2 separate regions of the Homo sapiens genome follow, and region 2 is linked to region 1. A link is an interaction called in ENCODE POLR2A ChIA-PET data of the cell type or tissue named here. Cell type or tissue: HepG2. All regions are shown on one strand. Each heading gives the region's core, and the rest is flanking DNA. Links, peaks and the distances in the headings are about the cores only. Region 1 overlaps CD160 (CD160 molecule). Region 2 holds the start of GPR89A (G protein-coupled receptor 89A).

Evidence for each region. Peaks named below come from ENCODE experiments on the same cell type or tissue, not always from the same donor. Only the 100,000 strongest peaks of a DNase experiment are listed, where the experiment ranks them.
Region 2: POLR2A ChIA-PET joins it to region 1 with 6 read pairs; 3 of 35 experiments call an interaction of 5 or more read pairs at or near these places.

What each region holds. Positions count from the first base shown.
Region 1 is chr1:145,726,724-145,742,642 of GRCh38, forward strand. CD160 (CD160 molecule) reads left to right here. Exons shown (of 6, transcript NM_007053.4): 3 at 1,533-1,677; 4 at 4,021-4,347; 5 at 9,274-9,411; 6 at 11,763-12,565. The coding sequence starts at 1,605. The coding sequence ends at 11,770. RNF115 (ring finger protein 115) reads right to left here. Exons shown (of 9, transcript NM_014455.4): 9 at 12,145-15,919. Among named protein-coding and RNA genes, the nearest start is that of CD160, 15 kb to the left of the region's middle. In HepG2, for the core only: no CTCF peak of the experiment used is centred there; a DNase peak (open chromatin) is centred at 3,508.
Region 2 is chr1:145,601,798-145,617,716 of GRCh38, forward strand. GPR89A (G protein-coupled receptor 89A) reads left to right here and starts at 6,191. Exons shown (of 14, transcript NM_001097612.2): 1 at 6,191-6,378; 2 at 14,437-14,496. The coding sequence starts at 6,337. It also overlaps the pseudogene NBPF25P. RefSeq lists silencers at 5,989-6,118, 6,459-6,508. In HepG2, for the core only: no CTCF peak of the experiment used is centred there; no DNase peak of the experiment used is centred there; H3K4me3 peaks cover 1,076 bases.

The DNA of each region.
Region 1 (15,919 bases), core at 1,556-6,555:
GTATATTAAAAAAAAGATATAATGGGTAAAAGATGACATTTTCAATAGTGAAAAAATATGAATTACTCAAGAAACAAACTTAGCTAAGAAATGGACGAGGACTTTATGAAGAAAACTTCTATACATACCTGAGACACACATATTTGAAAAATGAATATCACATTCTCGGATCAAAAGAATCAATGTCACAACAAATTCAGTTCTCCCTAAGTTAAAATATAAATTGAACATATCCCAATTTTAAAATACCAATAGGACTTTTTCTTGATGGTACACACAGTAGGAAGGGCAAGACTAGACAAGCTGATTATAAAAATCAGAAAAATAAATTTATAGAAAAATTCTTGTTTTCCCCTTTTGAATTTTAAATGCTGTGAATGTAATTACCACTTCAAAAGTTATAAACTACAAAACCTTAAATATATTTTTAAAACACATACACACATAGAGAGGATTTTTTAAAATAAAAATGTATTTATTTTATATACATAATTGCAATTTGCCCTTTTTGACCTAATGCTATATCATGAACATCCCTCCAGGCCCATATTTATAGAAGTATCTCATTCTTTTAATAATATATAATATTTTGTCACATAGATTAATTGAAACTTATTAAACCATTTTCCCTATTGATGAAATTCAAGTGTTTGTTTTTCTTCAGTTTGTTTATTTTGAAACAGGAGTAATTTTTCTTAGCCAGGATTAGAAGATGTAACTATAAAAAGTAAAACAATAAAAATATTGAAAGAAAATTATAGCCTCAATTGGAGGGAAACTTTCCTAAACAATGCAGGAAACCCAGACAACTTAAAGGAAAAGATAGATATGTTGTATTTAATTACATACAATGTAAACTTTCCTTGTGAAAAAAAAGCCTCATAAAAAAAGTGAAGAGACAAACAACAAATTGGGAGAAAGTATTTGCCTAAAAAAATGGCAGATGGGTTAATATCTCTAATACGGAGAAAGTGCCTAAAAGTTAAGAAATGTGAAGAATATGAACACACAATTCACAGACAAGGGAATACTAATGACCAATAAGCATATGAAAAGATCCTCAACTTCACTAATCATGGAAATGCAACATAAAGCAGGTCTAATTTTTCATCCATCAGATTGGCAAAAATGTTAAAGTACAGATAATACCCAGAGCTAGCAAGGGCACGAGGAAATGTACACTATCAAGCATTCTTGGTGAACATCTGATTATCAACAGCCTTTTTGGAGAGCAATCTGATTATAGTAGAAAAAAAGTTTTAATCATCATATTCTTTGACGCAGCAATCCAATTTAACTTAAAAAAATATATATGAGAAAATAGCCTTTAGTGTCTCCCTATGCCCCTCCCTCCCCGGCTCCCAGTGTATCTCACTTGGTTTACCGCCTCACTTCCCAGCCAGCTGGACTCTCATGCCCAAGCCCTCCTCTACCTCCATCATACTCTAGCCAATCAAAGCTAGAGCCTGGGATGGGGAAATGGTCTTGGAACCCTGGAAGGCTTTGTCTAGTGGGTCCCCCTGTGCTTTTAGGAGACTGAAGCCAAGGATACCAGCAGAGCCAACATTTGCTTCAAGTTCCTGGGCCTGCTGACAGCGTGCAGGATGCTGTTGGAACCCGGCAGAGGCTGCTGTGCCCTGGCCATCCTGCTGGCAATTGTGGACATCCAGTCTGGTGGTGAGGATAGACCCTAGAGCAGAGACGGCCATGGGGAGGATCCTGGGCTTGTGGGAAGGGCTGGATCCCGTGATTTTCTCTAGTGGGGAAACAAAGGACTCTTTTTTTTTTTTTTTTTTTTTTGAGGGAGTCTCGCTCTGTCACCCAGGCTGGAGTGCAGTGGCGCGATCTCGGCTCACTGCAACCTCCGCCTCCCATGTTCAAGCAATTCTGCTGGCTCAGCTTCCCGAGTAGCTGGGACTACAGGCTTATGCCGCCACCGCCGGCTAATTTTTGTATTTTTAGTAGAGACGGGGTTTCACCATATTGGTCAGGCTGGCCTCGAACTCTGCCTGACCTCAGGTGATCCTCAGGCGCCCGGCTGACTCACTCTCCTTGACATTAAGGAAAGGGTAAAGAATATATTGTCTTTTTCTTTTTCATTAGAACTGATACTATTGCCTCTCTATCAGACACTCTGTCTCTGCTATATGTTTCAAAGAGCCTGGCAATCTGCGCCTCAACCTAAGATTCCTTTAGGCTCTTATATACTATAAATTTATGAAATCCAGGTTTGAGATCCAGATACTGCAATCTTCATTAACTTCAGCAGCTAGTTTAACCACTCTGTGCCTCAATTTGTGTATTTATAAAATGGGAAGAGTAATACCTGCCCTCTATGGCTATACTGAGGATTTGATATACAGAAAAGCACTCTAACAGAGACCCTATAGAAGTTCCAGCTGGAAAGTAGAAATAAAATATAAACCATTTTGGAGTGAATCAATGGCTGGGATTGCAGGTCTCCCTCAGATATGGGTCTTGGAAGACCCATATCTCTTACTCTTGTAGGAGAATGGCATTCAATATGCAGGGGGCAGCCTCCATCTCTGCCTCTTCACCGTTTTCATGAGAGTGAATTTAGTTTACTATGTATACCAAGGGGAGTCTTAAAAGGAAAAGCAAGTCATAGCGGATCAAGCTGCCAAGGGAGTGGGGGAGGGGGCTGGCAGCCTCAGCATCTGCCGGATGAGTTTTCAGCAGAGAGCTGGATTTAACCGAGGTTGGGGTTTTGCGAGGATCCATCACAGTAGGAGTAAAGCTAAGGGAGCTGAGGGTGGATATAAGGGAGAGATTATAATAATGGACTACAAAATATAAACTACAGAAGGAAGTGAAGTTTGAGGAGAGTGAGGGGCAGTACAAAGTTGGCAGGGCCAATGCATTGCAAAATTAGGTCAGAGACACCCATCGAGCCAAAACATCCTGGGTTAACCCAACTATTTTCTCCACTTCTGTATCCAGGTTACAGATTACTTACAGGGAAAATCAAGTGGGCAGACTGGCACCATCAGAGTCATGGTCTTTGGATATCAATGGTCCCTCAATAATTAGTCTGTTTCTCCAGTCCATTCTCACTCCATTTCCACACAGTGGCTGTTTTTAATCATCTCTGGTATTTCTGTGGTCTCTCTCATCCTATATTTCTTAGAAAAACTTTTACTCATCCTTCAAGTCAGCTCCAGCACTAACTTCACTGTGAAGTTTCCCTGATGCTTCAGACTCAGGAATCTCTAAGATTCCTCAATTATAATAACTGTGGAATTAAATTGTAACTTTTTGCTAATTTGTTTTTACATTAGGCTTTAAACTCTGAGAGTGGCCAGGCACAGTGGTTCATGCCTGTAATCCCAGCAGTTTGGGAGGCAGAGGCAGGAGGGTTGCTTGATGCCTAGAGTTCAAGACTAGCCTGGACAACATAGTGAGAATCTGTCTCTACAAAATAAAAAATTAGCCAGGCATAGTGGTGCATACCTGTAGTGTTAGCTATTCGGAAGGCGGAAGCAGGAGGATTGCTTGAGCCCAGGAGTTCAAAGGTGCAGTGAGTTACGATTGTGCCACTGCCCTCCAGCCTGGGTGACACAGCAAGACCTTGTTTTAAAAAAAAATTTTTTAAATTAAAAATCCCCGGTCATCTAATGGTTAGGGGAAAAAAAAGTTCTGACAGTAGGGCTCACGTCCTAGTCCTCATAGCCCCAGCAGGGCTTGGCAGAGTGAATACCTAAACGTATTTGTTAAGTGGAGGAACAAATAAACCTATGAATTAATGGATGCTTTGAGCATATTATTTAGTCCCTTAATTTTCATTTTCCAGATGAATAAACTACTGCCCAAGGAGTTAGGTAACTTGCTTACAGTCACACAGCCATCGATAGAGCTGGAATTTGTATTTCCTGTCTGCCAGCACTACTGCCAGGTTCTGCTTCAGTCCTTCCTTGAAGACTTCTAGTGATAAGGAGCAGTTACGGTGAAATTCACAGAATGCTACCTGACCTCTGGGTAATTCTTCCCTTTCCATTCCAGGATGCATTAACATCACCAGCTCAGCTTCCCAGGAAGGAACGCGACTAAACTTAATCTGTACTGTATGGCATAAGAAAGAAGAGGCTGAGGGGTTTGTAGTGTTTTTGTGCAAGGACAGGTCTGGAGACTGTTCTCCTGAGACCAGTTTAAAACAGCTGAGACTTAAAAGGGATCCTGGGATAGATGGTGTTGGTGAAATATCATCTCAGTTGATGTTCACCATAAGCCAAGTCACACCGTTGCACAGTGGGACCTACCAGTGTTGTGCCAGAAGCCAGAAGTCAGGTATCCGCCTTCAGGGCCATTTTTTCTCCATTCTATTCACAGGTGAGTGCTCAAATACTCCTAATGCCACCAGGTGGGACAGTGAGCAGGGTTGACAGTGGAGATGTAACCAGATAGTTCAGGTCCTGGAAAGGCAGTTTCCTTCTTCCTCAATCCTTTTCCAACATCCCCATTGGCAGATGCTGCCTTTCTTCAAAGCGCACACACAAACATAATCTCATTTTGTCTTTAATTTTAGAACTCTTACTTGGGGTGGCCATTGCATTTTTACTGACAGGGAGATGGTGACACAGGGGTTGAAGAGACTTGTCCAGTGCTACTCACTGGTGAAAGTAAAAACAGATAGAAATTAGGCTTCCTGGCCAGGCATGGTGGCTCATGCCTGTAATCCCAGCATTTTGGGAGGCTGAGGTAGGCAGATCACCCGAGGTCAGGAGTTAAAGATCAGCCTAGCCAACATGGAGAAACCCTGTCTCTACTAAAAATACAAAATTAGCCGGGTGTGGTGGCGCATGCCTGTAATCCCAGCTACTCAGGAGGCTAAGGCAAGAGAATCGCTTGAACCTGGGAGGCGGAGGTTGCAGTGAGCCGAGATTGTGCCATTGCACTCTATCTTGGGCAACTAGAGCGAAACTGTGTCTCAAAAAAATAAAAAACAAGAAAAGAAAAGAAAGAAATTAGGCCTCCTGATTCCCAATTCAGAACTCTCCCAGAAATGTGGCTATATTTCTAAATTCAGGCAGACAACGAGATTAGGTTTGAGATAATATGGGTGTCTGTCTTAAGGAGCATTTAGTTGGAGGAAACAGAAACCAATTCAAAGTACCATAGATTAAAGGAGGAAAAAATAAAAAAGTACAGCTGGCCCTCATGAGTTCTAGCTCCTGGAATCAGAAACTAGAAAGGGGACAGGACGCAAAACAGTTACCGTTTCAAACTGTGAGGCAGCAAGGCCTCTGGCTTCTGCATCTGTCTTTCACTCTATGCATGCTCCCCCTGCTCCATTACTACTTTGGCATATCCTAAATATGGCCACTCCAGCCCCAGCTTTAAGTGGCTTCCTTAAGTCAAATTGTGCCCAACAGAAAGTGTCTCTCTGTGTAACTATATTCCTAGACAATAGAGCAAGCCTTCAAAATTCTGTGGGAAAAAAAAAATTTACCTAGAATTATATATTCAGCCAAACTATAAACCAAATGTAAGGAAAGAAAAAAGACACTATCATGAGATGCAATGACTCAAAAAAATTTGCCTTCCATGTGATCTTTTCAAAGAAGCTACCAGAGGATGTGCTTCAGTAAAACAAGAAAGTGAATCCATAAAGGGGATAAAATGACATACAGGAAACAAGGAGTCTAACAAGGAAGTTCTAGGCTGGACACAGTGGCTCATGCCAGCACTTTTGGAGGCCAAGGTGGGAGGATCACTTGAGCCCAGGAGTTAGAGATAAGCCTGGGCAACACAGGGAGACACCATCTCTAGTGGAAAAGAAAAAAAAAAGGAAATTCAAGAATTAAAAAAGGGCAGTTAGTCCAGAAGAGAGCAAGAGAAAGACGACTCTGGAAGGGAGATCTCTAGGAGGTAAAAATGGAATCGACATATCATCTTTCTAAAGGCCCATTAAAGACCCAATAAAAAGATTAAAGAAATGGATATGGAAAACTCTGCCAGTAAAAAAATAAAATCAGGCTCTAGAAAAAACTAAATTTTACAAAAGAAACATAGCGCACAACTTGATTTTGCAAAAAATAACACAGAATCCAAATTATGTAAACATGACTAATTTAAATAAAATTTGTGGTACAATTATTTTTAGAAGAATGCAGAGAAGGAAAATGGGTGAAAGTATAATCCTCATCTACTATATTCTAGCACATCTTCATCTACTGTAGCAGAAAGCCAATAGAAAATGTCTAAATTTTATCACTAGGAAGCAGCAATATGAGCATATTATTTAGGAATATAATAAGACATCTCGAAGAGTTGACAGTGGTTGTCTCAGACAATAAGCCTAGGAGGACAAAAGGGCACTGCTATTATTCTCTATGAACTTTTACAACTATCTTACTTCTCCATGAACTTACAACTATCTTACTTTTTTTTTTCTTTTTCTTTGATTTTTTGAGACAGACTCTCACTCTGTGGTCCGGGCTGGAGAGCAGTGGCGTGATCTCTGCTCACTGCAACCTCCACCTCCAAGGTTCAAGTGATTCTCCTGCCTCAGCCGCCCAAATAGCTGGGACTACAGGCACACGCCACCACCCATCCAACTAATTTTTTTTGTATTTTTAGTTGAGACGGGGTTTTGCCATGACGGCCAGGCTGGTCTCAAACTCCTGACCTCAGGTGATCTATCCGCCTCAGCCTAGCCAAAGTGCTGGGATTACAGGTGTGAGCCACCGTGCCTGGCCTATCTTACTTTTTAAGAAAAACAAGTATAAATTACCCACTCACCACCCTCCCCCCATGAAAAACTGGCCCAGAGCCTTTGAACAAATGTTTCTAATCACCTCCTATGGTTCCTAGTTAATTCAAATTTTCAACTTGTTTAGTTTGACTGACTTTGTTCCTTGCTTCCTGGTGTCTTCCTGTCTGACCTAGCTATAGCATTCAGCACTTCTGACTATTCCCTCCTTCATCAAACTGTCATCTCCAGTGGCTTCTGTGACTGTACTCCCCTGGCTGTTCTACCCACCTGGCTGTTCTTTTGTCTTCTCTATTTCCTCCTCCCACCTCTCAAACATGAGTATTCCCCAAGACTCACTTCTCACCCCTTCAACCTTTTCTCTTTACTCTCTCTCCCTAGTTCTCATCTACCCACGATTTAAACCAGCATCTCCCTGCAACTGACCAGCAAATCAACTTCTCCAGCTTGAACACCTTTCCTAAGTTTTAATTAAACGTTTAAACTAAAAACTGTACTCCTAGCTCCTGGATGTCCCACCATTTCCTCAAACTCAGTATCAAAGCTATCCTCCTGAGACCCTATTTCTGTTCATGACGGAGTCAACTTTGGTTCCTCCTTTTTTCTTAACCCCCAATTCAGAGAGTTACTAAGTACTGCTGTTCTTCCGCACAGCAGTACTTAGTGGGGAAGAATAGCAGTACTTTGTTATTCCTTTCCTTCCAAAGGTGTTTTTCAGGTCTTCATCACCTCACACTTAACATATTCCTATAGTCTCCTAACTAGTGAGTCCCTTGAGTTCAGCAACTGTGCCCTAGTCACCTTTGTATCTCCCACACCTACCACAGGGCCTAGCACTGAGCTGTTGCCTAATGGTCCAGCAACTCTAAATACTGTTTCTGCCTCCAATCCATTCTACATACTACCACCAGCTTGTCTTTCCAAAATGCTAATTTGTACATGCCACATCACTCAAAGTTTTAATGGCTTCTCACTGTCTATGGAATAAAGTCTAAATTACATTAGCCTGGCACTAGAGACTCTATAGCATTTCATTCTATTTATGTGAATACATTGCTTCAGTTAAACTGCACTAGTGGATACTCCTCTTTCATTCATCTAACAAATATGTATTGTGCATCCCAGGCCCAGCGCTATGCCTTGGAGAACAGAATGAGGTATAACACAGTCCTTGCTCCTTATAACCTAAATCCTGTTCTCCTAATATATTGTTTTAGTTGTGAAGATTCTCCCTAAGGAAGAATGCTTTTCTCATCTTCTCAGCATATTTAAGTATTAGAGTCAGCACATCTAGATGGTTCCCCAAGTGTGGAAATTAGGTGCATTTTGGAAGGTAAAACTAGTTAAGAAGAGACAGGTAATAAACAATGTCAGGGTGGGTGGTGGCTCACGCCTGTAATCCCAGCACTTCAGGAGGCTGAGGCTGGCAGATCATTTGAGATCAGGAGTTCGAGACAAGCCTGGCCAACATGGTGAAACCCTGTCTCTACTAAAAATACAAAAAATAGCCGAGTGTGGTAGCACGCACCTGTAATCCCAGCTACTTGGGAGGCTGAGGCAGGAGAATCACTTGAACCCGGGAAGCAGAGGTTGCAGTGAGCCGAGATTGCGCCACTGCACTCGAGCCTGGGCGACAGAGCCAGACTCTGTCTCAAAAAAAGAAATAATAAAATAAAATAAAAAACAATGTCTGCCATTTACTGAGTGCTTACTGTGGGCCAGGCATTGTGCTAAGTGATATTATATTATTTAATCTCCATGGTCTTTTGAGCTATTGTCCTGTGATAACTCAAGCTTGAAGATAATTTATGTTCATCCAACAGTAAATGATGGATAAAAATCCAGATCTAGTCCAGGTGCAGTGTCTCATGCCTGTAACCCCAGCACTTAGGGAGGCCAAGGCAGGTGCATCACTTGAACCCAGGAGTTCGAGACCAGCCTGGGCAACACAGTGAAAACCTGTCTCTACAAAAAATACAAAAATTGGCTGGGCGTGGTGGCACATGCCTGTAGTCCCAGCTACTAGGGAAGCTGAGGTGGGAGGATCGATTGGGCTCGGGGCATGAGGCTGCAGTGACCCATGATCATGCCACTGTACTCTAGCCTGGATGACAGAGCAAGACCCTGTCTCAAAAAAACAAAAACAAAACAAACAAACAAACAAAAAAAACCCAGATCTATTCCAAAAGGGCAAGATTTTAACTTATGCTAGATTGCTTGAACCACTCTAGAAAATGGGGCTATTTGGGGATACCCAAGTCCAAGGCGACTAAGCTGTTTCAGCTATCTCTGTGGCAAAACTTTAGAATTACTTTAAGATCTATCTGCATCCCTAGTGTCTGACACACAGGAGATTCTATACTTATTTATGGCTGCCTAAGTACATCATCATTACCCACAATGTTAAAAATACTTATTTGGGCAACGAATTACAGAGGGAGGAATCCTTGGAGATCATAAAAGAGATGTTATGAGATGATGCAAAAGGAGATACTGATGATTTCTGAAACCCTCCCCTGATCCATGATTCTCTTTTGAACCAGAGACAGGGAACTACACAGTGACGGGATTGAAACAAAGACAACACCTTGAGTTCAGCCATAATGAAGGCACTCTCAGTTCAGGCTTCCTACAAGAAAAGGTCTGGGTAATGCTGGTCACCAGCCTTGTGGCCCTTCAAGGTATGTCCAAAAGAGCCGTAAGCACCCCAAGCAATGAGGGTGCTATTATATTTCTGCCACCTTGGTTATTCTCCAGGAGGAGAAGGTTGGAAAGGATGTCCAGGGGGAGAGAAAAATGTTACTCAAGCCCTGGCTATCCACAGGAAAGTTCAAACCAGTTTCACTGATCCAAAGGCACTAAGGAGGAAGACAGATAAATCAGACTTTTCAATGGGTAGGAGGTAAGACTCATTAGGAATGAAGGCCTGTGAGAGAGGCAAGTTAGTACAACTACCTCTACTCACTGCATGAACAGAGGGCTACAAGTTGAAGCAACAGATTTTCAGCTATTAGAGGAAGAAAAGGCAAGAGACAGACTTGGTTTGGAGATGGGTTTTGAACAATGCGGCTCCTCAGCAAAGGCTGATGGCCAGATTGAGTATATTAAACACATGTAGCTGAGTCCTCTGAAAACCATTTACCAATATAGATTAGCGTTTTCCCTATTAGATAACAAAAAGTGAAACTTCCAATAATTTGTCATAACGTTTTTGCATAACAAGCAACTGATTCAGGTTTTTGCCTGGCCTTGGCATTCTTAACTCCATTTTATTTAGGCATTCCTCAAATCAATAACTACCACTGTTTTGAATGGCATCAGAATGTAAGCTCTATATATATGTAAGGACTTTGTCTTCTTTACCCCAACGAAAAGTCCCACACATATGGCAGGCTCTTAATAAATTTGTTAAAAAACCTGTATGATGAATCAGATGCTTTACACATGATGATTCTAACCTTATACAACCCTTGCAAGCAAACATCCCCTGGTTACTCATCAGGAAACAGACACAAGGAAGTTAAATAGGGCCTGGTGCGGTGGCTCACGCCTGTAATCCCAGCACTTTGGGAGGCCAAGGCAGGCAGATCCTTTGAGCCTAGGAGTTTGAGGCCAGTCTGGGCAACATGGCAAAACCCCAACTATACAAAAAAATACAAAAATTAGGCATGGTGGCACACAACTGTAGTCCCAAGCTAAGGCATGAGGATCACCTGAGCCCAGGCTGGTTGAGGTTGCAGTGAGCCATGATCATGCCACTGTACTCCAGCCTGGGTGACAGGGTGAGACACTTTCTCAAAGGAAAAAAAAAAAAAAAAAGAGTTAATTGTTGCCCGTCACAGCAATTAATACAGATCCTTCTCACTCTAAAACCTTACACTCAGTAATGATCTACTATATGCAAAGCACCTCTTACATCCTTCACCACCCCATTCATTCTGAGATTGACTCCTCCCCTTTCCAGAAACAGGACCACCTAAACATTCCCTATTCCAGTCCCTTATTTGCAAGTCATCAAAAGAAAACAGAGATTTCAAAAAGAAAACAGAGACCTTATCTGTAATCCTTGGTAAGGATCTTCCAAATTTAAGCCTATGCCAGTTTTCAGGAGGAAACATGAATATGAAACAGTCTGACCTTTAGACATAATTTTTTGTTGACTTTAAATTCCCTTGGTTAGGCCACTGTAACCAGTAAAATAAATTTTATTTTAGAATAAAAATTATAAAGGGGAAATTGAGTCTAGCCATACAACCTACTACTAGTTACTATCTTTGATTCCCAAGTCATCCTAGAGCAAAAAAAAAAAAAAAAAAATCATCTCTGGCCTTTTTTTCCTTTTCCACTCAGGTGAAGAGAATGAGCTTTTGAATCCAATTTTTTGTTTTCTCCTATATTCAATTCAAGTAGCTTTAAAGTTAACCAAAGGAAAAAACCAAAGCTCAATATTTGATTAAACGAGAAAATATACACTACTTAGAAGCTTTCTTTTCTTTATCCTTCTTCCCCAACTCAAGGCTTAGTAGAATTATTGAAAGAGGTAGTATTCAGTAGAATAGTACACATGCTTTTTCAGGTCCAGAAACACCACATAGGTCAAGTTATCATGCTTACATGTGGGGAAAAGGAGGAGGGAGTTTCCTGGACCTCTGTGCCTCTCTCAGCTCATGAACTAGTTTCAGTGAATATCCTTGTCTTACCACTGTGCCAACAATTCAGAGCTATACGTGGAAAACCTACCTTCAACTTTTTGAGTGGCATCTATTGCTTCTTTGATTGTTCCTTCCAGCAAGGAGCGATCAAAGGCTAGCCCCCTTCCCACTCCCACCAGAATCAGATTTGCTCAAGATTACAACCCTAATTTAGTAATAAGATGCAATACATAAAATAGTTCCCACTTTCCTTTTCCAATCCCTTTACAGTCATGAGGGCCTATCACGCACGCATCTCAGGACAGGTGAGACTTCATTATATCAGGTATTTTGTTGCTATTCTAAGTTATAAGGCAGTAATACAAACTTTCTTTCCACAGCTTTGTAAGCCTTGTGCCAAAAGAAACTTTTAAAACAGCTACAGCAAGATGAGTCTGACTATGGCTTAGTATCTTTCTCATTACAATAGGCACAGAGAAGAATGCAACAGGGCACAGGGGAAGAGATGCTAAATATACCAAGAATCTGTGGAAATATAAGCTGGGGCAAATCAGTGTAATCCTTGACTTTGCTCCTCACCATCAGGGCAAACTTGCCTTCTTCCCTCCTAAGCTCCAGTAAATAAACAGAACAGCTTTCACCAAAGTGGGTAGTATAGTCCTCAAATATCGGATAAATATATGCGTTTTTGTACCCCAGAAAAACTTTTCCTCCCTCTTCATCAACATAGTAAAATAAGTCAAACAAAATGAGAACACCAAATTTTGGGGGAATAAATTTTTATTTAACACTGCAAAGGAAAGAGAGAGAAAACAAGCAAAGATAGGTAGGACAGAAAGGAAGACAGCCAGATCCAGTGATTGACTTGGCATGAAAATGAGAAAATGCAGACAGACCTCAACATTCAACAACATCCATACAGCACTGCTGGAGGAAGAGGAAGATTTGTGCAGACCAAGAGCACCACAGACTACAACTGCCCAGCTTCATCTAAATACTTGTTAACCTCTTTGGTCATTTCTCTTTTTAAATAAATGCCCATAGCAGTATTTGGAGTCTTTTCTTTTCTCCTAAATCCACAAACTCTCTTCTTTCTCTTTGGACAGATGACCTCTTGTCATAGTTAAGCAGAGAGTGGGCAGGATATTCCTGATAGGAGGAACTACATGAATAAAGGGGTAAGAGCACAGAAATTTAGCTACAGCTCCATGGTGAGCCATTAAAAGGAAAGAGACACTTTACCTGTGCTCCTTGGCAAGGACCTGCCAAATGTGGGAGCTAAGGTTTGTGGGAACGGAAAGAGATATGGCTGAAGTAGATGAGTAAGACTCTTATTAGTGATAGTCTTGAACCTCAAACTAAGGATTTTAGACTGTATCCCATGGAGATAAAAGGACTAGCCATGGAGGCAAAAAGACCTGGATTCAAATTCTGGCTCTGCAACATACCAGCTATTTGTCATTGGGCAAATGAATTTTTTTTTTTTTTTTTTGAGACGGAGTCTCACTCTGTTGCCCAGGCTGGAGTGCAGTGGCATGATCTCAGCTCACTGCAACCTCCACCTCCCGGGTTCAAGCAATTCTCCTGCCTCAGTCTCCCAAGTAGCTGGGATTACAGGCATGCACCACCATGCCTGGCTAATTTTTGTGTTTTTGGTAGAGACGGGGTTTCACCATGTTGGCCAGGCTGGTCTCAAACTCCTGACCTCAAGTGATCCACCCGCCTCAGCCTCCCAAAGTGCTGGGATTACAGGCGTGAGCCACCTCACCCAGTGCAAATGAGGTTTTGAGATGCTATTTCTGTTTACCTATCTGTAAAAAGGGATATTGCCTATTGTATCTTCTCTTTCCACAGAATTGTTCTGAGAATCAAAATGAGAGTCTGGATTTGGGACCTAGAGCCATTTGAGTTCTGACTCCAAAGTCTCCAAAGCTTTCTCCACTACATCACATTCATCTTAATCTTTCTCTACCTGTTTTAAATAGTTAGTTCTGTGTTTCTAACTAAATAATAAACTCACATAGGTAGAGATGTCTTTTGTTTTTACTATTCAAATAATCTTCTGGAGCTACTCAACATTATACAATCACTGGAAGTCTCAGAAGATATATCCAACTATAGGAAAAGTTTCAGCCATTGTACTATACTAATTATAGTCCACATATAAAAATCTGTGACACATAATCACAGAAAGGAAACATCACTGCCCAAGTTTATGAAGACATTTAAGAGCATCAGATTACTAGCTCTGACTCAAACTAAGCGGAATATATACAAAGCAATCCCACTTTGTACATACCAACTGAGTCTTGCTTCTAAAGAGTTTATTTACTCTGCTTATCTCGAGACTTGGTTAAACAGAAACTTAAAATACTTGTGTCTTGGCTTTCAAAATGTGTTGATACAATTGCCTTCAAATAAGCCTACAAATTTTCATGCATAATAGGTGGTTTTCTGGACACGCATCTTAGCCCCAATCTGTATGAGTGATTCACAAACACGGGTTTTGAACCTGTGAGGCCATGAGGTTATCAGAAGGAATCTATATACCATAATCTTCAGCCTGAATAAATATCTTTCAAATATTTGTATATATTTCAATTGGATGTAGATTCTGGTGTGACTAATAAATTAACTTAAAAGCATTACTGAAATCATAGCAGCTTTTTGTTATGTATTCTTTAATCAAAAATACTAATAATATGGCTATCAAGTTGTTGGAAGGGAATCTAATAATTTGGGGGTTTTTGTTTTGAGACAGGGTCTCTCTCTGTTGCCCTGGAGTGCAGTGGCACAATCTTGGCTCACTACAACCTCTGCCTCCTTGGTTCAAACGATTCTCCCTCCTCAGCCTCCCAAGTAGCTGGGACTACAGGTGCATGCCACCACACCTGGCTAATTTTTGTATTTTTAGTAGACATGGTGTTTTATTGTGCTGCCCAGGCTGGTCTCAAACTCCTGACCTCAAGTGATCTGCCTGCCTCAGCCTTCCAAAATGCTGAGATTACAGGCATGAGCCACAATGCCCAGCCAAGAATCTAATAATTTTTGGATCTTGAAAATTGTATTTCTTATTAGAAAAAGTAAAGAATCACAGGCTTACATCCTATGATCACAGATCTAAGTGTTCTGGTTGAAAGAGGAAGAAGAGGCAACATACAAACTACACTTCTGTGGACACCAAGTGTAGTGTGGCAGGAAAACATAAAGTTTGCATGTATAAAACCTTAAAAGTTGAATGCCTACAATGTACTTGTCTGTGGCAGGTATGAGAGATCGAAACCTTACAATGTCAATGGGATCAGACAAGGGCTCTATTTTGATCCTGGAAAGCATCACCAGCTGTATACATTGTATTCTATGCATTCTATTTTAAACCCCTGGAGCAGCTCAGTGGCTCGCTGGCTGAATACTGAGACACTGACATTACTGCAGGCTAGGATTTCCCCCTATAGGACAGCCACTTGTGATACTTACCCCATCAAAGTTTTCCTCCATCTTACTGTGACAGAACCTACATGAGATTCATTCGGGAAATTCTCAACAAGAGGACTCTATCCTATAAGTCGTCCCCAATCCCCAGATCTCCAATGGATTATTCTTGTAAACAGCACTTTTACCTTCCGATCGCTCTACCACAGAGGCCAAAAAGGGTTTTCCCCTAACATCCAAATACCTATTCAGATACCAGCCCTGCTCCTTCTCTTAAAATCTGTCTTCTCACCTGGGCGTGGTGGCTAATGCCTGTAATCCCAGCACTTTGGGATGCTGAGGTCGGTGATCACTTGACATCAGGAGTTCGAGACCAGCCTGGGCAACATGGCAAAACCCCATCTCTACTAAAAATACAAAAATTAGCTGGGCATGGTGGCACGTGCCTGTAATCCCAGCTACTTGGGAGGCTGAGGCAAGAGAATCGCTTGAACCCAGGAGCGGGAGGTTGCAGTGACCTGAGATCACGCCACTGCACTCCAGCCTGGGCGAAAGAGTGAGATTGTGTCTCAAAAAAATAAAAATGTGTCTTCCACTTCTTAAACCCCAAAGCTGTTTTGTTGTTGTTGTCATTTAAAACAGACACAGACTATGCTTCCCTCCTGATTTATTAAGACCGACATATTTAATTTGCATTTCTTGAGGGAATAGCACCTGGAAACCAGGGAGAAAGAAGCTGAAGCATGCAGGTCATGAATTATTCAATTTGGTGTCAATAATTTGTCAGAAAAATTAAAAAAAATCAATAGATAACCGTATTGTAGTTCAACTGATTATAATATAGAAGCAACGGATAATGAACACCCTTTCCTCAAAGTCATTTATTCTCAACCTTTGGAAATGATTACGTTTTTACCTCCAGTGAATCCCTTCATCACAGAGAATAACAGGGTACCAGCCCAAGCCAACAGTGCCCCATACCAGAGAACTCAGGGAAACAAAGACCCTAAAGGTTATGTACAATGAGAGAATCAGACTGTGAGGCTCCAGCTCTCTTCTGTATCCCTGCTCACTTTACCTCAGTGCACACCATATCCCTTCTTCC
Region 2 (15,919 bases), core at 6,688-11,687, 120 kb before region 1:
TTGCTGGGAGGGAGGCCTGACCTCTTTCTCACTAGTCATTAGTGGCCTATTAGTCTGCAGAAGTTCACAGGCTCACCTCTGGCTGCCACAGTAGCCAAGCTTGCAGGAGCTTGATGTGTGTCTTCAGAATTTGCTGGGACATAGACACGGTGACCTTCCCTTGCCCAGGGAAAATTGTAGGCTTGAATAAGTGTTTCTTGTGGGCCAAATTCTTCACCATCATATTATTATAGTAAACACCACTAAAAAAAAAATCCAAAAGGTAGATTGGTTAAGTTACAAATGACATAACCATATGATGGAATGTTATTGAGTCAATAAAAATGTTATAAAGTATTTGGCACAAGAAAATATTCATAATATACATTTTTTTGAGACAGGGTCTCACTCTGTTGCCCAGGCTGGAATGCGGTGGTACAATCACAGATTCTTACAGCCTCAACCTCCTAGGCTCAAGCAATCCCCACACTTCAGCCTCCAGAGTAGCTGGGATTACAGGTGCGCACCACCATGCCTGGCTAATTTTTTTTTTTTTTTTGGTAGAGACAGGATCTCCCAATGTAACCCAGGTTGGTCTCAAACTCCTGGGCTCAAGTGATCCTCTCACCTCGGACTCCCAAAGTGCTGGGATTACAAGTTTTAGCCACCATGCCTGGCCTATAATACTATAATATATTTCTTTTTTTTTTTTTTTTTTTTGAGATGAAGTCTCACTCTGTCACCCAGGCTGGAGTGTGGTGGCACAATCTCAGCTCACTGCAACCTCCGCCTCCCAGGTTCAAGTGATTCTCCTGCCTCAGCTTCCTGAGTAGGTGGGATTACAGGCATGTGCCACCATGCCCAGCTAATTTTTGTATTTTTAGTAGAGACGGGGTTTCACCATGTTGGCCAGGCTGGTCTCAAACTCCTGACCTGAAGTGATCCGCCCATCTTGGCCTCCCAAAGTGCCGGGACTATAGGCGTGAGCCACCATGCCCAGCCCCATAAAATATTTCTAAAATGAAATATAATGAAAAATATATAACAACATAGTATACTCATTGTCTTAGTTCATGCTATTATAACAAGATACCCAACATTAGGTGGCTTAAACAACAAAGTTTTTAAAATTTTTTATTCTTAAGTTTTGTGGGTGCATAGTAGGTGTATATATTTAACAGCCATTTATTTCTCACAGTTCCAGATGCCAGAAGTCCAAGATCAGGGTGCCAGCATGGTCACTTCTTGGTGAGGGCCCTCCTTCTGGTTCACAGACAGCTGCCTTCTCACCATATACTCACCTGTCAGAAAGAGAGCGTGCTGGTTCCTTCATCTCCTTGGAAGGGCACAAATCCCATCATGGGGCTTCACTCTCATGACCTCGTCTAAATCTAATCAGCTCCCAAAGGCCCTCCTCCAAATACTATCACATCGGGAACCAGGGCTTCAACATATGCATTTTGCGGGTACACAAACAGGATCCATTTTTTCAATATTGGATCACTAGGAGTCCATAGCACTCCTCCAATTTTGGGAATCCAAAATTGTGATCCAATTTTGGGAAAATCAAAAGGTATATGTGCGTTCGTGTGGGTATGCATCACGTTAACCAAGAATAAGAATGAATATCCCAGACTTTGGAAATATGCCAGTGTTGTACTCCTTTGCAACTGTCTTAACATTACGGTGGCAAATCTCAATCCAGTGGTAAAGATGGGGACTTCTTTAAAATAAGCAAATGTCCCTGCTGGTAGTTATCCCAAGAAGAGGTCAGTCCTGGAGCAAGAAGTGGTGGGGCAGTAGGGAGAGCTTTCTGCTCTGCCTGAGCACAGACGGCAGGGGACCAGAAGTTTGGAACAGTTCATACAATAAGAATATGAACATCCTTTACTTTGAACTTCAACTAATATATTCCATTTTAAATTTAATCTCTACATATTCTTCCCCTTTGTTCACAAAATATATGGATCAAATTCATTCTGCATGATAATTATATCAACAGAGAATCCCAAAATTAGTTTTAATAAATGGAAAAAGTTGGTGTTATATATTTCAAATAATGCCACTGAATCTTTCCAAATTTGAGAGCTCTACGATCATCAGTCTTTTCAGTATAATTTGAATAATTGACAACCAAAACTTTTAAATATACATTTATAAATATTAATAAATAAATATACATTGAAACTAATGATGAAGGAAAACTGAATGTAAACTCATAATAATAATAATAATGGGTAAAAATTGTTGCATACTTACTATAAAGTGCTTATTTTCCTGAGGGCTTTATGTATATTACTTAATCTTCATAATAACCTTATGAGATAAGATACTATTACTATCTCTATTTTTTAGATGAGGAAACTGAAGTACAGAGAGTTTAGTAACTTGCATAAAACCACACAACTATTTAATCTTCTTTCCTCAGGAACACGACCTCAAGAACAACCAAGCACTTGATACAGAGCTGACTCTAACTCATATGAACCAGTCAAGGCCCTGGACAAGGCGGTGCATACCAAGTCAGCACCAAGGTCAATATATCCAAAATGAGATTGTATAAGAGGAAAGGACTGGAATGCACCTCCAAGAAGGTCTGGAAAAGTGAGAACCAACTAGGGAAGAGGTTCAAAGTAGACTCAAGGAAGATGAAGGGGAATTCTTGAGCCAAAGCGCAAGTGGTTGGAAAAGATCTTTAGGCTTCCTGAGGCTATAGAGTGAGCATATCTAGAGAAAGGGTGCGGGAGTGGAAAAAAGCAAAGAGCAAAGCTAGCACCACTCTGGCCCTCAGTCCCCTTTCTCTAGACAAATCGGAGCTGGCATTTTCCTAGTGTGAAGGTGCTAACTCACTCTAGGAAAGTTTTGAGATGGGGAGCAGAGTCTCACAACCAGTCCCCAGTCAGTATGCATAAGAATCTCCTGGGATGCCGTTACAAATGCAGATTCCTTCTTAAAAAAAAATTGAACTCACAAAAGCAGAGAGTAGAGTGGTGATTACCAGGGGCTGGTGGGGGATAGTCGGGTGGGGTTGGAGAGATGTTGGTCAAAGGATACAAAATTTCAGTTAGATAAGAGGAATAAGTTCAAGAGATCTATTGTACAATATGGTGACTGTAACTAATAAAAATGTATTGCATTTTTGAAAATCTCTGAGAGTAGATTTTAAGTATTCTCACCACAAAAATAAATATCTGAAGTAATATATATGCTAATTACCTTGCTTTAGCCATTCCACAATGTATACATATTTCAAGATATCATTTTATGCATGATAAATATATATAATTTTTATTTATTAATTAATTGACTCCTAGATTCCTCCTGGGAGTCACTTTCAGAAATCCCAAGTCCACTGGTCTACATTAGGACTTATGAATCTACATTTTAAATAAGCTCCCCAAGTCATGAGAGAACCACACTTTGAGAAAACTGCACTTATATATTTTCTAGGTATCAAGTATAGATACTGTCCATGGGACCATTGGGAAATAAACACTTTTCCTCTGAATACTTGGGGTTTCCTGTCCAGCTTACACTGGTGACTTAGTGGGGCACACAGGGGAGTTCAGAGACTCAGTGAACCTGGCACAGTGGGCAAAACTACAAGATAGGTTGTCTATCCATGAAGGGAGACAGCGGGAGTAGGATGCCACGGAATTGGTGATACCATATGTCTCAAACGATCCCAGACTTACAACTGCATGTGAATCTACAACTATGTCATAATAAGTAAAAAGTTTCAAAAGAAAATCCCTAACAGAGATCATCCAGCCACTGGCATGGGCAGGTGCTATGTAAGTGCACGGAGAAGAAGTACTAGGGTGTTTCCCAGGGATCTAATGTTAGTGTCAACTCCTGGGCCCAGTCCTTTGCATTAATTTGGAGGAAGGGGATGAAGTAGTTAGCTGTCAGTATGTGGATGGTGCTGGGAAGTGTGAGAGTACCGTAGGTATGAACACTGCAGTTGCTATGAAAAAGGACAGTAAAGTGGTGTGAGCAAACACTCATCCAAAGGACACAGACTGATCATCTTGTCAGTTGACTCTTTGTAGCACATCTATGGGACTGGCTGTCAATCTCTGGATGAGTGGCAAACAATGGCTACTAGTTATGAACATGACATATTTTGAAAAGCTCCCTTGGAAAAAGCACAAACTGGGGACTCAGAGCCCAGATGGTGTGACTGTCCATGGAGGCAGAACCAAAAGATCCCACTATTCTAAGAGGATGGCAGCAGCTAGAGTGGATCGGGAGAATATTACCAGCAGTAGAGATGGGAGGACAAGCCATTTTAGTGTCAGAGTCCACCACCAGCAGTACAGACTTGCTTTGAAAGGAGAGTCAATTGGATACTAAATGCAGTGCGAAGGTTTCTAAAGACATTCCTCAATCAAAATCAGGGGATAAAGCAGTCGCTTGAATCACCTAGGCCTGTCCTTTACCTGGACACAAGTGGTACAGTAGGGAGCATTCTGAATAGTGTCACCCAAAGCTTTGCATAGGCCTTAGGCCAGCAGGTATTGCACACCTTTCTCTGCTATTCCTCGTTACTGATATTCTGATCCCCACTGTGCACCCCAGTAAGCCACCAAGGTAAACTGCTTGCCTTGATAGTCTCTTTCAGCACTCTGCACTCTACACACTCTTGAATGTCAGTTAGGTGCTGTTATGTGGGAATCTACCTGCTTACCTAATAGATATAGCCTGGACACAAAGTTCTCTGGTTTATGACACTCCCATTGTACAGCTGCCTCCATAGCTCCTTGAAATTCTGGATCAGGGATTGGACATCTGACAGGTAGTTTTGACTGCTTGGTATCACAGAGTTCAATCCAACAAAAGGAAGACATGTTCCCTTGTGTATAATGAATCTGCAGATCACTTATTCAAACTATAGTAGTCTGAACTCAGATGCTGGATGTCAGGTCCCCTCAGGATTGTCTTCCTGCGTCTTGACTGCAGCCACTCCTACACAGGGTGATTTCCTGGGCTGGAGCCAGTTTGCAGGACTATGAGACTATATAGACTACAAAGCCTAGCTAGGCCCCAGGTCGGCGGCAGAGTAAGCCCCACAGCAATGCGTTAAGCCTTCATGAAATGAGTGTTGAATGAATGAGGTAGTGATTCAGTGTATATTTGATCCACTGCAATAGGTGGGAAGGGGGCAGAGGCAGCTACTTCCTAAAATAACCCTTCTTCAGACTCTTAAAGAACTGATCCTTGTTTTGAATTAAAATCTATCTTCATTTAACTTCCAGTCCTTTGCCCTACAGATAATTCGTAGCGCCACATCAGTTCTACCCATTCTTTCACATGAAGACAGATGTCATGTTCTGAGTCATCTTTCTTCGCCTCCTTCCAGCAGCCCTTATCTGGTGGCTCACATTTGAGCGAGCTCCAATATGTCTCTGTAGAATCTCTCTCTTCTTTTTTCTTTTCTTTTTTTTTTTTTTTGAGATGGAGTTTCGCTCTTGTTGCCCAGGCTGGAGTGCAATGGCGCGATCTCGGCTCACCGCAACCTCCCCTCCCGGGTTCAAGCGATTCTCCTGCCTCAGCCTCCCTAGTAGTTGGGATTACAGGCATGCACCACCACGCCCGGCTAATTTTGTATTTTTAGTAGAGACAGGGTTTCTCCATGCTTGTCAGGCTGGTTTTGAACTTGCGACCTCAGGTGATCCGCCCGCCTTGGTCTCCCCAGGTGCTGGGATTACAGGCGTGAGCCGGCCCGGCCTGTAAAATCTCTTCAAAGTGTGGTACATGGAGTGCAGTACTCCACCTGTGGCCTGACTGATATGCAGTACAATATTATCACTAAATTGCTACAGACAGTGTGCTTTTCATTGTTGTCACAGAAATGTATTTGGTTAGTTATATTTGTTCATATCTCATCTGACTTTCCAGTCTTCCCTCACTTTGTACAGTCATATTTGCCGAGTCAAGTAAAAGTTATAACATTTAGGACACAATGCCCGACTTACTATAATTACCATTATTATCTTAGGATCATTACAAAACAGAATTACCACTTAGCTCTCAGGCCCTACCTCCTTCAGCCTCAGAAACGTTAACGCTACCTTGCATTGCTGCTTTTAGCACCGCCCCTAATAAGCCCCGCCCCTGGGGCCTCCGCGGCGGGAGCCTAGCGTCCGCCCCACCCACCCCGAGCCCGAGGCGGGGCTGTGGATGTAGACGCTGATTGGCTGACTGGGGCGCAGCTTGATGGCGTCGGGCTGGAGAGCCGCAGTCCCGGCTGCAGCACCTGGGAGAAGGCAGACCGTGTGAGGGGGCCTGTGGCCCCAGCGTGCTGTGGCCTCGGGGAGTGGGAAGTGGAGGCAGGAGCCTTCCTTACACTTCGCCATGAGTTTCCTCATCGACTCCAGCATCATGATTACCTCCCAGGTGAGTCACCGCCTCCCGCCCCGACACCCGTCCGCCTCCCTTTACCGAATCGCCCTCTCCGGTCCTCCGCGGTGCGGGCTGGTCCGGGGTCTCGCTCCTCTCTTACGCGTCCTGCGCTAGTCACTCTGGCACCCAGAGAGGGTGTGCGATTTGCTGCGGCCGGTTCCCTCAGCCCCGGCTGTCAGGAGACTGGCCTGCGGCCGTCCGCGTCCCCACCCGGCATCCATCCCCGGAATTTCGGTCCACTTTTGGAAGCGGTCCGCCGACCTCCAGGCTAAGAGCCGGCGCCGCCAGCTAAGGCGGCGGTTCTAGGAGCTCCTCGAAGCTTCCGGGCTGCGCCAACTGATCCTGGACTGGGGAAGCCTGTGTGGTTCTGGGCGCGCGGTGTGCGACGCGCCAATACTGGATACTGAGGACACGTCAGTGCAGGCTTTGCTGTTAGATGTCAAATCCTGAATCCGGGTGTGGAGAAATTTGCTGCTTCAAAGTATCAGTATAAGGTAATACCTGTGCTTGAAAGTATAAGGTTTCGTTTTTGCACTGACACCTCGTCCTTTATCCTCTGCTTAGTTACCCACCTTTTCCGGATGTTTTTCTGACCCTCATTTCTTCTCCATTGGCCACCTTCATTTGTTTGTACAGTCAACAAACATTTATCGACCATTATATAAAGCTCTGAGCGTAAAAACATGTAAGACACTGTCTCTGCTCAATAGAAGTTTCGTCTAGTTAGCCTCTTGCTTTTACCATGTAATCTATTGTTAATTATTGTTTCTTCCTAGCATTCATCATAGCACTGGCATCATTTATGTCTGTGTTTCTGATTTTGTTTTTTGAGATCCTGCCTTGTTCATAGCTGTATCCCCACTTCCAAGTGCAGGCATTCAATAAATAATTGTTGGCCAATATTTGTGAAGCTCAGACTGCCTGTTGACCTTCTTCCCCCCATCTTTCCAATAAAGATTTTGTGTGTGTGTGGTTGTTTTTACTTGTTCTTTCTCTCAAACGGCAAATAACAGAAGCAGTTACCTTTGGGGGCTTAAAGTGAACTAAATTTGTGTTCTTTGATTCCGTTTTTGTATTGCTTCATCCTAATACTCGTCTCCGTAGAGCGGAGCATTGTCCTTTTCTCTTCAAAAACTTGTTTACAATATTTAAGAAAATAAGAAAGAAGGAAAAGCCATCCATAATCCTACCACTCTAATGCAATAGTTTTTTCATTTTTAAAATTTACCACCTTTTCTATAGTTTTCATAAGTATTGTTTTTATTGGCTGCATAATATTCAAATGTATTAATGTAAAAAAACCTAGACATGTAACTCTTCTGCTTAAAACCTTTCTAAGACTACCCAGTGCCCTTGGTGACAACTCAGGGTTATTTTTAGCCTTAGTACCAATTTAAGAAAAATAACAATATTTAATTAGCTTTTCTTTTCATTTAGAATAAAGATAAGAATGTCAGTAGAAAATTGGCTTTGCATTGCAGCCTCTACGATTTTTAGCATGGATATAATTGATACGTTGAACCGAGGAAGTGGCTTTCTAATTTTGTATGCCTTATAATCATAGACTTTCACTTCACACATGCATCCACATGCAGTAATTAATTGTTAAACCTGGTTTTTACAAATGTGGAAGAAAGACCCAAAGATTCCTTTGCATGGAATGTTCTCTGTTCAGATATTTATGTGGCTACTTTATCATCCTTTCGGTATTAATAAAAATGTCGCTTTAGGAAGGTCTTACCTGACACCCTGCCCACAACCAAAGTAGCTTTCCATTTCGGCTGCCTTCTTCCTCATTTCCATGTTTTATTTTCTTCTTGGCATTTATTACTATGGTTCATTTGTATATTCATGTGTTTGTTATCTGTCCATGAGGTCCAAGATACTGTCTGTCTTGTTCTCTCCTGTATTCACCAGCATCTAGATCAGTTGCGGGCACATAGTAGAGTTGTAGTGAATATTTGTTTAATAAAAAGCACCTCTCTAGAGAGGTGTGGTTACCTTGGAAACACCACCATTGCCCCCTGCGCCCCTCCCTGCTCATTTTTTCTGTTTTGTATTAACTGAAAGGTTTATTTGAAATGAAATCTGAAATCAGAGGTCACGTATTCAATCTTGCTCACCACGGCACAGGATGAAGTTCAAACTCCTTTACATGGCTTTTCAGGTCCCTTATTGATGGGACCCTGGCTCTTCTCTCTTCAGCTGTGGCTCCAATTTATTCTTTAGACTTCCTGAACTTCTTTTAGTTCCCTAACCTGGCGATGCTATGGTGCCTCCAGATTTCCACACAGTGTGTTTTCTCTTTCTGGGCCTTTTCCTCATATCCCTCCCCTTCTTTAAGCCTTCAGATCTCAAGTTGAACATCCAAGAAGCTTCCCCTAGACTGGACTAGATGTCCCTATACCTACTGCCATAGTACCCTTCACCTACTTCCCCTGTAACAACACTACCACATTGTTTGGTAATTACTTGTTTATCTCCTCCATAGATTATAAACTCCTTGAGAGTAGCATTCATGCTCTCATTTGCCATTCTATCCCTTGGACCTGGCACATATTAGGCACTAATAAATATTTGTTAAATGATTAAAAGGGTGAATAAATGATCCAAGAAAGGTGTCTTTTATAGTTAATTCTTTAATAACTGTCCTGCTGATGGCCATCTTTTTTTTTTAACAGTAGCTAATTTTCAACCCAGAAGTCACTTTTTTAAAAGCAACTGTTAACTAACTCATGTTTTGAGCCCTCTATACCGTCATAAGACTTATCAGTTCCAGAGTACACTCTTAAGTCCTAAGGTCAAGACTCTGTACAATTCTGAAAGTATCAAGTCTCATTTTTAATAAGAAGCTATACGCCTTCCATTTTATTTGCAAAGCTATTTGAAATTGCATTTTGCTTCTGCTTTCTTTTTGGATCCTCTATAATCTTGCCAGAATTTGTGTTTACTTGGATGTAAATGAATTCTCCAGCTACTTGTGTGTGTGTGTGTGTGTGTAGTTTAAGTCTTTTTTTTTTTTTCAACTTTTATTTTATTTTAGATTTGGTACTTGTGCCGGGTATATTGTGGGAGCTCAGGTTTGGGGTACAAATGATCCGGTCACCCAGGTACTGAGCATAGTACTCAATAATTAGTTTTTCAACCCTTCCCCCTTCTCCCCTCCCCTGCCCCCAAGTAGTCTCCAGTTTCTGTTTTTGCCATCTTTATGTTGGTGAGTACCCAATATTTAGCTCCCACTTAGAAGTGAGAACATGTGGTATTTGGTTTTCTGTTCTTGCATTAATTTGCTTAGGATGATGGCCTCTAGCTGCATCTATGTTGCTGCAAAGGACATAATTTTGTTCTGAAAGTCTTTTTAAGCTTTTCTTTTTCAATGTGAAAGGAGGCCACAATGAAATATTAAAGGTATATATCTGTTTCTCTTTTCTTCCATTCCCCTCCCCACCATATAAACTTAAAATTTTTGCTTGTTTTCTCTTCCATTTCATAGCAATCTTGGTGATTTTTTTTTTAATCATCCATTTCCACTATACATACCACCCTCAGTCCTAACTGCCCAACTTCTCTGTCTTCAGTCGTGGCTTCATAAGTCATATAAATATGGTCTCTAAACTCTGAATTTACATCTGTCTCCACCGGTAAATATTTATAATAGCCAAAGGATATCCTGGACATTTTCTCCTAATCTGTTTGACCCTTTCCTTTTCTGCTTGATCTAGATGCTTGGATCCAACTTACTTTCTTACACCCTCTTGTTCGTTTACCTTCATGTATATATAAGTCCACACTTGGATCACTGCTATAGTTTGTTTACTACTAATACAGAGGCCTGAAGGCTACTATAGAAAATCACATAGCTGTGTAGTTTGCCAACGCCAGGAGTTTAACCCTCAGCTCACTGAATTATTCCTTTTCTTGACCTTAATCAGCTACTTGTTTCATTCCCCTCAAAGTTTCTCCGAATCTTTGTCACTCTCCTCAAAGCTCCTTTTTCTAACTCACCTCTCTTACTCTTAGCAGATAACCTTGCCTCGTACTTACTCAACAAAAGTGAAGCCAAAAGGTATGATCTCCTACTATGAATACTTTCTGCATTTTAATCTAAAAGGTTATCTGTGTTCACAACCATTCTTACCTCCTTTCCTCCCATTTCAGAAAACGGGGTTCCCCTACTCCGGTTTAAAGCCATTCTACCTACCTTTGATCTTAGAGTAGCGTATTTTGAAGTGGTTAAAAGCACAGATTTTCTAAACAGACAGACTCAATAAGAGCTGAAAAAATAATATTTAAAAAAAAGCACAGATTTTGGAGTCAAACAAGCTTGAGTTCAATCTTGATTCTGACACTTACTATAAATTGATTAACTTCTCTAAACCTCATCTTTCTCCGTGAAAATAGGATAATCAAACCACTGTACTGAGTTTTTAATTATTTTTATAAGATTATAATGCTAAGTACTACTTAGAGAGCCTGTAGTATAGTAAATGCTCAATAAAAGTTACCTAATCATATTAATAATAGTATTATCAGTTTATCCTCTAGTATTCCACCATCCTTCTCATCTTTTTCTCCTTACTTGACTGCTTTCTTTCCCCTTGGCCAATAAACTTTCCCTTTATTCCACATTCTTCTCTAGCCTATTATCTAATGTTTTCTTTTTTTCTCATTCCTGGCTCTCCCTAGAGTAATTTGCATTTACTGTCCCCACTGCTTTAGCTCCCATTCATTCTGACCTGCTACACTCTGGTTCCTGCCTCTACCTCACTATTCAAAATTGTTTTCCTTATCCTCTAGTGTTTTCTTCTTGGCACATTGCTCTCCTTACTCTAGATACTATTCCCAGGTGATCTCATGTACTTTGGTGGTTTCAACTCATAGGTATATCTTAGACCTGCCTTCACAATCTGTCTTTTATTCCAGATACTTGCTGGATATCTTGATCCATCTTGCTGGCTGTCCCTCAGGCCCTTAGTGTGTTCAAAAATGAGCTCATCATTTTCCCCATCCTCTGCCCCCTTTCCTAAACCTCTTCTTTCTCCAGTATTCTTTATATAAATTGGGTAGCTTCACTCTTCATCCTGTATTCCAAACTAGTCATCCTTGACTTCTCCCTGTTGATTTTACCTTCTAAATAGTTCTCAAATCTGTTTTCTCCTCTTCTGTCACCAAATGTCTTAATTCAGGGCTTTATCATCTTTCATCTGAATTCCCATAACACATTTCTATAATGTTTCTCTTTCTACACTGTTGTTTCCTTCAAGTGTGTCTTCCATACAGCCACCATACCGCTCTATATAATATAAAACAAATCAGACCATGCCATTTCCCTGCTTAAATAACCCTCATCACCTACAGACTATAATCTAAGCTCCTTAGGGTGGCCTTCAAAGCTCTCAGTGATTGGACATCCACTCCTCCTGTCTAGCCTCATTTTTAACCTCTTCCTTCTTTGAATTTCATCTTCTAGCAGCACCAAACCATGTGTAGTTCCCGGCATATACCATGCTATTCACTCTGCGCCTTTACTCATGCCCTTTGCTATCTGGAAAGCCCTGTCCTCCTACCCCTACCACCTGTTTTTACCCTACCTGATTCGTTTTTTGTTTGTTTGTTTTGTTTTGAGACAGGGTTTCGCTCTGTCACCCAGGCTGGAATGCAGTGACATGCTCACAGCTCACTATAACGTCTACCTGCCAGGCTCAAGTGGCCCTTCCACTTCAGCCTCCCCATAAGCTGGAACTACAGGCACGCACCACCATACCTAGCTAATTTTTGTATTTTTTGTAGAGATGGGGTTTCACCACGTTGCCCAAGCTGGTCTCGAACTCCTGGGCTCAAGCGATCTACCCAAAGTGCTGGGATTACAGACGTGAGCCACCATGTCCAGCCTCCCTACTTGATTCTTATTCATCCTTTGAGAGGATGGTTTTTATGTTAGGGGTGGTGGAAACCTTTGACTGTGTGATGAATACCTTGAAACCACTCTAGAAAAATGCACATAACCCCAAAATGTGCATACAATATCAGGTTTTAACCCCAAATTAAAACTTCCTTCGGCTCGGGCATTATCTTCTCCAGAAAATCTGTCCTAACCCCTTACAGATTGGTTTGGTCTCCCTCTTTCATATTGTTTTACAATATCATGTATGTATTTCTATCATTGCACATCCATATTATGTTATAATTATTTATGTACTGTCTTCACTATATTGTGAGCTCCTAGAGGGTAGTAACCATCCTATTCATCTTTGTATCCTCAGCACTTAGCATAGCACGTAGGAGTTATTACAGAAAATTTAAGATTGAATGCTGAAGAATAAACCATCTTTTATGTAGACCACTTAGCCATTCAGCAAGCACTTATGGAGAGCCTGCTACGTACCAGGCTTTGTGCTGGATGCCAAGGATACAAAGATTACAAGACAAACATGGTTTTTGTCCTCATAGAGCTTATAATCTAATGTCAAAAAATATTTAAATCACACATTACAAAACTGTATGGTAAGCACTTTGATGAGGGAAGTACAATGTAAAACAGGATTATATAAAAAGCAATTTATCTGCATTTGGGAGGGCAGAGAGGGCCTTCCAGGGGGAGTAAATAGCATAACTGGGAGAGGGCTAGAGAGAAGTTCCTTTCAGAGGACATCTACACAGGTCTCGATGTGAAAGAATATGGATCTAAAGAACCAAAGAAGTTCCAGGGGGCTGAACACATGAGTTTGCTAGGCAGCAGGGGCATGATAAGAAGCTAAAGTAGTCTGTGCTAAACTACTGAGTTTACACTTGCTCAGTAAAGTAGTCCCTAGAAAGACATAAAATCATTTTATTCATAAAGGTCCTAGCCAGTTTAAGAAGAAAAGAGTAGTTGTGTCAGTGTGTATGTATAGAAAGTTCTGTTTACTACAGACCAGCTTTATCAGCTGTCATGTGGCTACGGTCTCTGCCAGTTTGAAACAAAACTGACGAAAGAGGGATCCTGCAATCTCTCGGCTTTACATTGAGATGAAAACCACTTTTATGTAGATTAGGCAGGATGGTGGAGAAGCTAAGAAAACTCTCTGAAGGAAACAGATATAAAAAATATTAGGCTTTCTACTACTCCTCTAATTTTGGTCTCAACTCCTCTCCCCTGAAGTTTTTATTTTTTAAATTAATTTATTTTTATTTATTTTTTGAGACAGGGTCTCACTCTGTTGCCCAGGCTGGAGCGCAGTGGTGCAATCATGGCTCACTGCAGCCTCAACTTCCTAGGCTCAGGTGATCTTCCCACCTCAGCCTCCCAGGTGGCTGGGACTACAGGCACACCCCACCACCCCCAGCTAATTTTTATGTGTGTGTGTTTTTTGTAGAGACGGGTTTTCACCATGTTGGCCAGGCTGGTATTATTTTTAAATACTTGCAATCAGGGATCATCCATAAGAAGCAAGTCTCACTCTGACACCTTTTCTTTTTTTTCGAGACCTAGTCTCACTCTATCACCCAGGCTGGAATGCAGTGGCACGATATTGGCTCTCTGCAACCTCTGCCTCCCAGATTCAAGCGATTCTCATGCCTCAGCCTTTGGAGTAGCTGGGAATACAGGTGCCCACACCCAGCTAATTTTTGTATTTTCAGTAGAGACGGAGCTTTGCCATGTTGGCCAGACTGGTCTTGAACTCCTGGCTTCAGGTGATCTGCCCACCTTGTCCTCCCAAAGTGCTGGGATTACAAGTGTGAGGCACCGTGCCTGGCCACTGACTCCTTTTCTATTTGCAAACTTCTCTGGCTCATATAATGATTATCATAAGATTATGGCAAAATATGTACTTCCATTTTTGTCTTAAAGCATACTCTGTAACATGGATAACTTCAAAACTCCAAGGGCATTTAAAAATTTATTTCCAATGTCATGAGCTTTAATAATAGGTCTTATAAGAGTGGATCTTATCTTTAATCCCTGAAATAAGTTAACCGTCTAGTTAGCAGACCTTTTATCATAAAAGAGTTTCTATAAAACATTTCTCAAAAGAAAATATGTATTGACATTCTATTTTCTTTCTCCTCCAGATACTATTTTTTGGATTTGGGTGGCTTTTCTTCATGCGCCAATTGTTTAAAGACTATGAGGTGAGAAGAAATCATTTTGTCATACTTACACTATATGATTTAGATTGACAAGAAAAATGTCTCCATTAAAGAAACATTATGTTCATTTCCAAGATAGGAAGCTTTTACCAAATAAGTACTATATAACTATTAGATTGCAGAATATAAGTAGACTTAATTGATTTAAAAGGGGGGAAAAAAGGCAAATCAAATATAGCCCAGAAGTTAGGAGCAAGGATTATGTCTTAGTCATATCAGGATATGTACCAATAGCAAATAGTTATTCTGTAGGAGAGAATTTAATTCATAATGTCTCACAAATGTTCCCTTTCATTTGTCTATCTGGCCCTGAATTGCAAACCTTATATTATAAGTTAATACCAAAATCCCAAGGCTATCAGGGGAACCAGTCCCCAATATTTCAACATAGGTTCTTTCTGTTTTCCTTAAGTGTCGGCCGGTCTGAGAAATAAAGAGAAAGAGTACAAAGAGAGAAATTTTACAGCTGGGCCTCCAGGAGTGCCATCACATATTGGTAGGACCGTGATGGTGACTCCGAGCCACAAAACCAGCAAGTTTTTATTAGGGATTTCAAAAGGGGAGGGAGTGTACGAATAGGGAGTGGGTCACAGAGATCACATGCTGCAAAGGGCAGTAAAATCACAAAGCAGAGGCAAAAATTAGAATTACTGATGAGGGTCTGTGTCCCACTGTGCACACATTGTCTTTATAAACATTTTAACAGGAAATAGGGTTCAAGAGCAGACAACCAGTCTGACTAGAATTTACCAGGCTGGAATTTCCCAATCCTAGTAAGTCTGAGGGCACTGTAGGAGACCAGGGTGTATTTTAGTCCTATCTCAACCGCATAAGACAGACACTCCCAGAGCGGCCATTCATAGACCTCTCTCCCAGAATGCATTCCTTCCCCAGGGTTATTCCTTGCTGGAAAAAGAATTCAGCAGTATTTCTCCTACTCGCTTTCTGCAAGAAGAAGAGTATGACTCTATTCTGCCCAACCCCGCAAGCAGTCAGACCTTATGGTTATCTTTCCGTGTTCCCTGAAAATTGCTGTTATTCTGTTCTTTTTCAGGGTGCACTAATTTCATATTGTTCAAACACACATGTTTTTCAAACAATTTGTACAGTTAACGCAATCATCACAGGGTACTGAGGTGACATACATCCTCAGTTTACAAAGATGACGGGATTAAGAGATTAAAGTAAGACAGTCATAAGAAATTTAAAAAGTATTAATTTGGGGAACTAATAAATGTCCATGAAATCTTCACAATTTATGTTCAGAGATTGCAGTAAAGACAGGTGTAAGAAATTATAAAAGTATTAATTTTGGGAACTAATAAATGTCCATGAAACAATTTATGTTCTTCTGCTGCGGCTTCAGCCAGTCCCTCCATTCGGGGTCCCTGACTTCCCGCAACAC